Regions from separate parts of the Homo sapiens genome. Here regions 2 and 3 are each linked to region 1. A link is a contact called in ENCODE Hi-C or POLR2A ChIA-PET data. All regions are on one chromosome and are shown on one strand. The core of a region is the stretch at or near the end of the contact, and the rest is flanking DNA. Distances in the headings are between cores, read along the strand shown. Region 1 has its middle 36 kb from the start of COLQ. Region 2 holds the start of ANKRD28 (ankyrin repeat domain 28). Region 3 holds the start of SH3BP5 (SH3 domain binding protein 5).

What was found. A loop is a pair of places that touch in the nucleus more often than their neighbours do. ChIA-PET counts read pairs that join two places held with the same protein, here RNA polymerase II (POLR2A). Pooled maps may share reads with other maps.
Region 2: a pooled map shows a loop between it and region 1 (2.7-fold over the local background). The contact joins the promoter of ANKRD28 here to the enhancer-like site in region 1. A Hi-C loop is called at or near these places in 2 of 37 single-sample maps with no recorded cell type and 4 of 50 pooled maps. POLR2A ChIA-PET finds 5 or more read pairs at or near these places in 3 of 52 experiments (AG04450, MCF 10A and WTC11).
Region 3: a map of natural killer cell shows a loop between it and region 1 (12-fold over the local background). The contact joins the promoter of SH3BP5 here to the enhancer-like site in region 1. A Hi-C loop is called at or near these places in 3 of 168 maps with a recorded cell type or tissue (CD14-positive monocyte, CD4-positive, alpha-beta memory T cell and natural killer cell), 1 of 37 single-sample maps with no recorded cell type and 13 of 50 pooled maps. POLR2A ChIA-PET finds 5 or more read pairs at or near these places in 1 of 52 experiments (activated CD4-positive, alpha-beta T cell).

The regions. Positions count from the first base shown.
Region 1 is chr3:15,556,259-15,559,322 of GRCh38, forward strand. No RefSeq gene overlaps it. Among named protein-coding and RNA genes, the nearest start is that of COLQ, 36 kb to the left of the region's middle. Within about 2 kb of position 1,498, at least 9 of the 41 ENCODE cell types and tissues checked have a DNase peak (open chromatin) inside an H3K27ac peak, as active enhancers do; they include CD14-positive monocyte and natural killer cell, where a contact is called at or near this core.
Region 2 is chr3:15,796,318-15,799,381 of GRCh38, forward strand. It overlaps ANKRD28 (ankyrin repeat domain 28), which reads right to left and starts at 1,662. Exons shown (of 28, transcript NM_001349278.2): 1 at 88-1,662. The coding sequence starts at 204.
Region 3 is chr3:15,331,145-15,334,208 of GRCh38, forward strand. It overlaps SH3BP5 (SH3 domain binding protein 5), which reads right to left and starts at 1,442. Exons shown (of 9, transcript NM_004844.5): 1 at 1,127-1,442. The coding sequence starts at 1,264. RefSeq lists silencers at 1,011-1,070, 1,151-1,550.

The DNA of each region.
Region 1 (3,064 bases), core at 248-2,747:
AGCCTGGTTTCCTACTTTCTTAAAACAGTCATATGATGTTCTACTGTAATCACTTTACATTTGCATTATTTCAGAGTCATGGGCTGCTTCTTCATTGGCATGCACTGCTTCCCCACTGCCTAACTGTCTTGAAAATAAAGGAACAAAAACAATTTGGGATTAAATATAATTTTCCATTTCATTTTCTTTTTCCTTCAGTGTCCAAAAGTCCTACCATTTTCTTGCAATGGATTTGAGACTTTTTTTCCCTATGGCACATACACTCACTTCACAAAATAAGCTGAGCTACTTCAAAGTAGCATGTATGAAATAACTGTAGAACATCTCCACTGAGCTATTGTTAACCATCATGAGTTCCCATTTAACACGTAGTTAGTGAACTCTTAAAGAGTACTATGGCTATATAGAGAAGTGAAAATACACAACCCCTGATCTCCAGGAAATGTCTAATTTACTTGAAGTAAGACCCAGTCACTTGAGAAAAGGGAAACCACTATGTCTACTTTCACATTCACCGCTAAGCAGGGATTCCAAGTGGTGTTCTCTTCTCTAAATTCTCACCTTCCTAAAATGCAGTGGCACTTATTGAGTGCCTTTTATATGCCAGGCATTGGGCTAGGAGCTTCTGGGTGGCTTTCTGAATCCCCAAATAACCCCATGAAATATGAAAGATTTCTGGAAAGACTATTAGTAGAGAAAGTAACCTAAGAAACCATTTCACTTTGGGAGGTTGAAGTGGGAGGACAGCTTGAGCCCAGGAGTTTGAGACCAGCCTCGGCAACAGTGTGAGACCCATCTCTACAAAAAACTTTAAAAATTAGCCAGTTGTGGTGGCATGTACCTGTAGTCCTAGCTACTTGGGAGGGTGAGGTGGGAGAAGTATTTGAGCCCGGGAGTTCGAGGCTGCAGTAAGCTATGACTGTGCCACTGTACTCCAGCCTGGGCAACATAAGAATACGCTGTCTCAAAATAATGATAATAATAATAAAACTCATTTCCCATTCATCTCCTCAACCCTGGATTCTGGGTTTTTCTAAATTAAGAAAACTGCCATAATCTTTCGAAGCTCAGTTTTTATGAGGCAATTGGATATTATTAACACATATAATAGGATCACATAAGAAATTCATTATTAAACTAGGGGCTACAAAATATTCTATCAAATATCTATCAACCAATAGATTCATTTTAGAGGGGTATTTTCAATATTTTATCCTTCTAAGGAAAATCTTCTATGAGGAGATTAATTTCAAGATCATTTTTACTAAATAAGCAGTCAATGGACTCTGTCAATTAGTGCCCCTGGACTAATGTGGTCTTTATACACTTAGACTGACCTCTGCTGGACAGTCTAATAACCTGTCAGCATTTTTTTTTTCTCTGAGAGTATGATTAGGAAAGGGGCATTTTCCCCAAATTTTATCTAGTATTTAGTAACAAATTTACACAGTTCAACTTACAAATATTAATCAAGCCCTCTACACCACCTAATGGCAAAATCTTATATTGCATTCGGCTGCCAGAGGTGTGTCCGGAGGCAGAGTGGGAGGAGACTGATGAGGTTACATGAACTATCCAGTCTGAATGCTCCTTTTCATAGTCTCTTCCTCCTGTGCAGGACATAAGAATACCTGAGAAATGAGGCTGCTTCCACGAGCCTGTCAGGGGCCAAGTCACAGTATCTTCTGGGTTCACCCCTAAAACTGAAGTCTACCACTTCATGGTGGTCACTTGTGCCTAAACTAGCCAGTGTAGACAAGTCTGATATGGGTGGTGCAAACAAGCTGAATTTTGATATAAAGTCCTATGCTTCAATTTATGTAAAACTGCAGATAAAAAACACGAATGACCCTGAAAATAAGTGATGCTTTTCCATTTCAAATATTCTTTTAAAATAGTGCCTGCTTCTGATAATAAAAATTACATAATTATTTTTAAAATTCTATAAAGGAAAAAATTAAATAAAAATTGCCTACAATTCCATCTACCAAGTTGTATTACAATTTTAGTTTATTTTGTGCCCATCTCTGTTCTGTAAGCAAGCAGGTATGCATGATTATGGTTATTTCCTTACTTCACTCCATTTCATTTTGTAGCTTGCCCTTTTCACACGTTGTATTGTGATTATTTTTCAATTAATAAATAATACAATTTTTATTTTATGATGATAGACCATCACTTATGTAACCAATGTCCTACTATTAAACATTGGAATTGTTCCTAAATAAAACTACGCTACATGGCCTTTTATATAAATATTTGACCAAATATTTTATTATTTCTTCAGGATATATTCCCAAATAAGCTCAATGGGGCCTGGCACAGTGGCTCATGCCTATATTCCCAGCACTCTGGGAGGCAGAGGCAAGAGGATAGCGTGAGCCCACGAGTTTGGGACCAACCTAGGCAACATAGTGAGACCCTGTCTCTACAAAAATAAAATAAAAGAGTAGCCAGGCATGGTGGTATGCGCTTGTAGTCCTAGCAACTCGGGAGACTGAGATGGAGAGATCACTTGAGTCCAAGGACGTCAAAGATGCAGTGAGCCGTGATCATGTCATTGCACTCTAGCCTGAGCAACAGAGCAAGACCCTGTCTTGAAAAAAAAAAAAAAAAAGCTCACGGGGTCAAAACTTACGCGGTATGAACATTTTTAAGACTCCAAATACCTGCAATGCTAGAATTACTCTACAGAAATGTACCAACTTCAACTTCCATCAGCAGCATAGGAGTCTCCATTTTCACTTCCACTTCACCAAAATTCAGATTAATTTAGAAAGTTCTTTGCCAAGTGGATAGGCCAGGAAAAAAAAAGGGATTTTCAGTATAACTTACATATTCATATTCATGCTTTTACTGAGCATTTATATTTTTTCTGTGAATTGTACATTCACGCCCTTTGCCCATTTTTCTACTGGCACCTTAATATTTTTCTTATATATAAGAGTTCTTTATATTTTTATTTTTTTATTTTTGAAAGGGAGTCACACTAAGTCTGTTGCCCAGGCTCAAGAACAGTGGCGGGATCTCGGCTCATTGCAACCTCTGCCTCCCAGGTTCAAGC
Region 2 (3,064 bases), core at 412-2,911, 240 kb after region 1:
TTGGAAATTTACATCTATTCTTAAAAAACAAGATTTATACTACTAGTTCAGTAGAATATAGTAAACATATAAACTTACATATCTTACCAATACATTTCCAGAAGGTGGAGAATGTAGGGATTTATTTTCCTGTGGCAATTTAGAAATGAATGCAGGAGATTCATCTTCTACCTCCTCCAAAACAACAATACACACTCGACTCATTCGATCTTTTAAAACACTAAATTCCAAGCTATGTGATAAAAGTCACAGTTGGAAGAGCACAAGTAGTTTTTCCTCCTCTTCTGTACAACACTTACAAACATTCTCTGAACAGCACAGCTGGGTTTTTTTTTTTTTTAAAGTTAATAAGTACTACTGGAAAAACAAGTTTAAAATTATGACTACATAATTTGTAACTTCCTAAATATAACGAAATTCTATTATTTCTGTTGGATTACTGCAATACTTAAGAAGAAATTTCACACCAACATGTCAATAACTAAAACTGAGTCCAAGCTCATTTAAAAATATTTTTCCTCTACCAAAATAGTCTTATTGCTCTATCTCTGAAATTTACTTGCACAAAACAATCATTGTTTTTGGTGACACAACACCACACAATATAGAATGAAATGAGAAACAACTGCTGTGACAGAGATGATCACAGCGATACCCACTCTTGCCTGCAAGGTCATATAGTTACCAGTAGCTGTTTTGCTTATAATTGAAAATAAAAAATAAAATCTCACTATTCTGTTTCCACTTCTAATTTGTCTTCATTTCTTCATCACTGGTTTAATGCAGATACTATTCACAGAAAAAAGATCTAGAGCTCAGCACAAATCCTGAAAATGAAGCTCAGAGGTTAACAATTCTTTCAGTGTTTGGGAAAGGGGCAAAAAACAAAAACAAAAAAAAAAAAACCACTCTGCATTAATAGCAAAGCTGCAGTACGTTTACATGTGATGAGTCAGACCACAAGAGACAATACGACTCTTGGTACTAGAATACAGCTTGATTAATCCAGGTTTCCCATATAATAGAAGAAACACAGTTAGCTTTATTCCCATCGATAGCATAAGCAAGGCAGAGCGTTCATTCTTTCTCCATCAGGCAGTTGTCTGTGGCTGCTCCAGCAAAAGGGCACAGGCACCAGGCAGAAATGGTGTTAGTGGAGAATCCTAGTAGAACAAGCAGGCTGTGAAGGAATTAGAAGGCATTTGAGCTCAAATTACTGCTTCAGGCTTTTTGTTTTCTTTAAAAAAAAAAAGGGGGGGGAAAAACATAGTAGTGTATCATTCCAGTGTTTCCTTTGATCTCCACATGAATACAGCTTCCATTAAACAGTCTTCATTCAGAGAAAAAAATAGCAGACTGTGCATCTTCTTTGAGCCAACTACTTTATTCAGTCATCTGCCTCTTTGCCAATATAGTTTCCTTCCACTGTGAAAACCGCCACAGTTATCCTTTTCAGATTTCAAATGCTTTCCTGTTCCTCAGATGATCTTGCAAAACACCACTGACATCCCCAAATGAGTAGGTCCTTAAAAAATATCTATAGAACCTCAGTATCAGTCCCACAGAAGCATTCCAACGGAGCAACAGTCTGAAGAGCAAAGACTGCAGACCCACAGGATGAAATGCCTAGTAATGCTCACATGTTACACTTACCAGAGATCTGAGCTACTTCTCGGGATGTAACTTCCTCTAGCAGGAGAAAAAAATAGTGCATTTGGACAGCCTTCACAATTAGAAGGTTCATGCCAGTTCTGTGACTAATCCAAATCAAACTAAAAAATTCTATAACTGAAAAATGAGTGCGCTTTTAACATTTTCCACTAAAAGCCACAAGGAAATCTGGTGTACTGCCTCTGCTGACTAACAGTGGTTTTAGCAAGTAAACAATTCCAAACGGCTTAACTGCTTTCGTGTGTTACAATAAAGCAAATGTTTAACCCTATAATGACAGTTGCAGTAAGAATATGCCTGCAATGGACTCATAAAAAAGGTTTAAAGATGGAGAAATATTTTATTAGATTATAAAAACCATGAAATTGTTTTATTCATATTTTTACCAAGATCAGTTTTAATCTGCCAGGTGTATTTTATTTTCTAGAATGCAAAGCTTAAACAAATGAAATTTAAGATTGTCTAACAATTTCTAAATTGGTGAATTTAATCAATCATTGATTCATATTTTAAAGGGAAAAGCAAAAATTTCATAATGTAGAAATCCTAACTCTAAAATTATATAAATCATTTGATTTTTCACTGAAGAAATAAAATAATCCTACCTTCCCATTTGGATAGGGAATAAAGCCTTAAAAATCTGTTAAAGAGGTACATGAAAAAAAAAATGTCCTTCGTCCTGAATTACCTATGTCAAAAGGGCACAGGGTAATACAAATAATCTCCCTCCCTATAAATTTCCCAAAGCCATAAATAAATGTCAAAGCCAATCATTTCATCGTTTTTTTTCTTCTTTCTCTGTTTACCCAACATGGGGGATATTTCTCAAGAGAAAACTTACAAAGAAAATACCATGGTCCCCCTTCAATCTGTGTTCTTCATATTAACTAGCATTTTTATTAATAAACAATAATAAACATAATAGTTACTTTTGAACATCTGTGATATGCTATGTGCTGTACATTCTCATTTAATACAATAACCTTGCTGTATTCCCATTATAGAGGGAAAAACAGACTCAGAAATGATGTATTTTACCCAAAGTTGTATAAATTAATAAAGTTGTGTGTTATTTTAAACACATACTCTTTCTAATCTATTCTGCTATCACTGAGTACACACACATACAGACACACTCTCTTCTCTCCACTCATCTCCAGATCTTTGCAACCTGTAATACTAGCTTATAAAAGTGATCTTAACAAACAGGTAACCTATAAAGGTTGTGAAAAGTTTAGGTAACAAAGGAATATACTATTTATTGCTATATTCTAAAACGAGTTATTTTTAAATGGGTACTTCAAAGCAAGTCTTAAAACCATAAAAAGGAAAAAAAAAACAAAAAATCCCAGCATGATACAAATATAAGAATGTCAGAATTTAAAACAAGAAC
Region 3 (3,064 bases), core at 192-2,691, 230 kb before region 1:
TCCAACATGAACTTAACTCATCATTACTATGCAAACAAAGGATCTTGCTAACATAATCCCATACCAGTAACACACGATTTATTCCAAACCAATTACTTTAATTAATAGCATTCCTAATGCAAGGATTTTTTTTCCACCTGATCTTTATCTTGCTAAGCTGACAAAACAATTCATTTAAACCCCAACCACTGAGTTAAGTGAGCTTTTAAATTGATCTGTGCACTAAAAAACCAATTAGGTATCCAGAAATTACAGAGCATGCTTAAAAGCAATTTTTTTAAAAAAATGATTTATTGAAAAGGTAGAAAAAAAACGGGCCTTAGAAAGGGATTTGCTCTGCTTTTTGCTTAGGGGTGAAGAGGTGAAACTGTCACTCCTAGATCTCGGCTTGGAAATTGTTTTTTAATCATCTCTCTTGGAAATGGAGGCACAGCCAGCCAGCCCAATCCCCTCGCCGCCTCCACGCGTCAGCTTTGCGCATCAGTTGTCCCCGATTTCTTTTCATGCCCAACCTCACAACAAGGAAAAGCAGGGTTTTAAGCAATTTCAAGCCAGGCAGAACGTTGAGCCAGTGATGACAATAAGCCGCTCAGTTCGCTAACAATCAATCAGAGAAGGAAAACGGCTCAGGCCGGGCACCTTGGCAAGTGAGGACTCTGCACCCGGGGCACCGGTGCCAGCCCGCGCTGCAGGGCAACGCCCACCCGCCCACGGTGCCCGGCGCCCACGCGGGCGACACCTCCTCGCAGAGCCTGGACGCCGTGCCATGCCCGCGGTGCCGCGGCCGGGCAGGGGTACCCCCGAGGATACCATGGCGCCCCCGCCCCCTTTTTCCCTTTGTTGCACATCCACCCGAACCACCAGGCACGCTGCACCGACCCCGATCCTGCTACGGGTCGGCGGGGGACTCCCCGCAATAGAGTCAGGCCGCATCCACGCGGGCACTGTAGCCTCCTCATTGTGGAGACGATGAAACGGAGCATACAGACCGTCTCCTGCCACCCTATGTGGCCGCCAGTCCCCGGACCACAGTTACTGGGGGCTGCGAAGTGGCTGTACGCGTAGACACCGACCTCCGTAGCAGCCCTCGCGAAGCCCGGATGCGGGGCGACCCCGCGCGCCCTACCTGGATCCGGGGATCCACCTCTTCTTCCTCCTCCAGCCCCTGCTCCATCCCCTCTTCCTCCTCCTCCTCCTCGTCCCGGGCAGGCGGCAGGATTTCGGCTGGCTCCTCCGAGCGGCTCCGCTTCAGTGCCGCGTCCATGCAGGCAGCCGGCACGCGCGCCGCGCAGTGGGCTCCGGAGCGCCCCGGGGGTCGCGGCTGCCACAGGCTGGGCTGGAGCCGCCTCGCCACAGCCGGGCACGGTCGGGGAGCCGCCGGGGCCGACACCCGGGAGACGCAGCTCGCCGATGCGGATACCTCCGGCCGCGGCGGAGCAGAGGAAATGGGCGCGGCCGCCCCCTTTCTGCCGCGGCAGTCAGCGCAGCGCCCGCTCCGCCCCCGTCCCGCCCCGGCCTCGCGTTCCGCCGCCAGTCCCAGCTATCCAGGTCTCCGTCGCAAAACCCCAGCTCCCTCCACATCTCCAAGGTGGCAAAATAGGACAGCCCCCACCCCCTTGTAACTTAGCAGCTCGGATATATCTCAACTACGTAACGCAAGCCTCCCGCTTTCGGGAGTCCCCTCCTCCAGCCCTCCTCCGAGGCTCGTTGTTTGTGTGGTAGGGAGGCGTGGGTGTTTTCACACTGAAGTCGCCTTCTGAAGCCTACGCTCAGTGACCCTGGCCCTCAGGACCAAGACTTGCCGAAACCCTATACCCAAAGCACACTCATCCTCTTGAGCGAACCTTGGGAATGGCGGAGGTTCCGTGCACTGATGCATTGCCGAAGGCTGCGGCCTCTCTGGGCGAGCCCCATACCGAAACACAGAGGTGCGGCGGTCCTACCTGAATAGCCAGGAGCATGGAGAATGCATTGAGCTGGGATTTAAGGAGGTGGCAAGTGTAACCCCTGTTGATGGGCACACTCTGGCCAAGAATTTATGAATTAGTGAGACTTTCTGCCCACCATCAACAAGTAGGGAGACAGAGTTGGCCTGGCAGACACAGCATCCGAAAAGGCCAAACTGAAGAGGCACGTGTGTGTGCTTTTATGAAATGTCAGGGCCACTGTGATGTCAGGGGAACGCAAAGGATGACCTTGGCAAAGCAGATGAGCACATGGCTGCTCACGTCTCCTTGCCTTGAGAAATGCAGAACGTGCACATGTCCTACACGGAGGCCTGTAGCCCATCGGCTCTGAGTTTGGAGGACAAATTTGCTTGAGAAAGGAGCTTCTTTCTGAGAACCTATCATCAAAGCCACCTTACAAAACCTGGGTCTGGCACAACGTGGTGGCTCGTATCTGTAATCCCAGCTCTTTGAGATGCCAGGACACAAGGATCACTTGAGGCCAGGAGTTCAACACCAGCCTGGACAATACAGCCAGACCCCTTCTCAAATGAATAAATAGTCCTGCTCCTGGTGGTTTTATCAGAAACTAGGCTAGAGGGTTACTCCTTGGGCAAGGCACCACCCCATACACGCTGGCACTGTAGTCCACTGTCAAAGGAAATTTGTCCTGTCTCCTGGAGGTAGTGCCATGGTTTGTTTCTAAAAAGGTCAGACCTGTTCATTGCTCTTTAAATCAAGGATGAGTCAGCAATTCTGTGAGAGGTGCTTCAAAGCTCCTTGCTAAAGACATAGTTGCTTTTGGTTTTCCAATGATAGATGAAGCCAGGAACAAGATAGCCATAGGGGTCACTTTGGAACACAGGAGCCACCAACCTTCTCTGGTGGCTTGGAATTGAGCCTCCAACTTTGCAGGTACATCCTAGCTCTGAATGAACTGAGAGACAGAGTTTGAAATAAACAGAACTCTGGGGTCAGCCCTGACTATGATAAATGCTTCTCAGCTAGCAGAACCCTATCCTCTCCATTCTAAATGGCAAACTCCAAACTACATTCCTGCTTAAGCTTAGGTCAAGAGCAAAATACATCTATGAGACATAGGCCAACTGCTCAAGAAC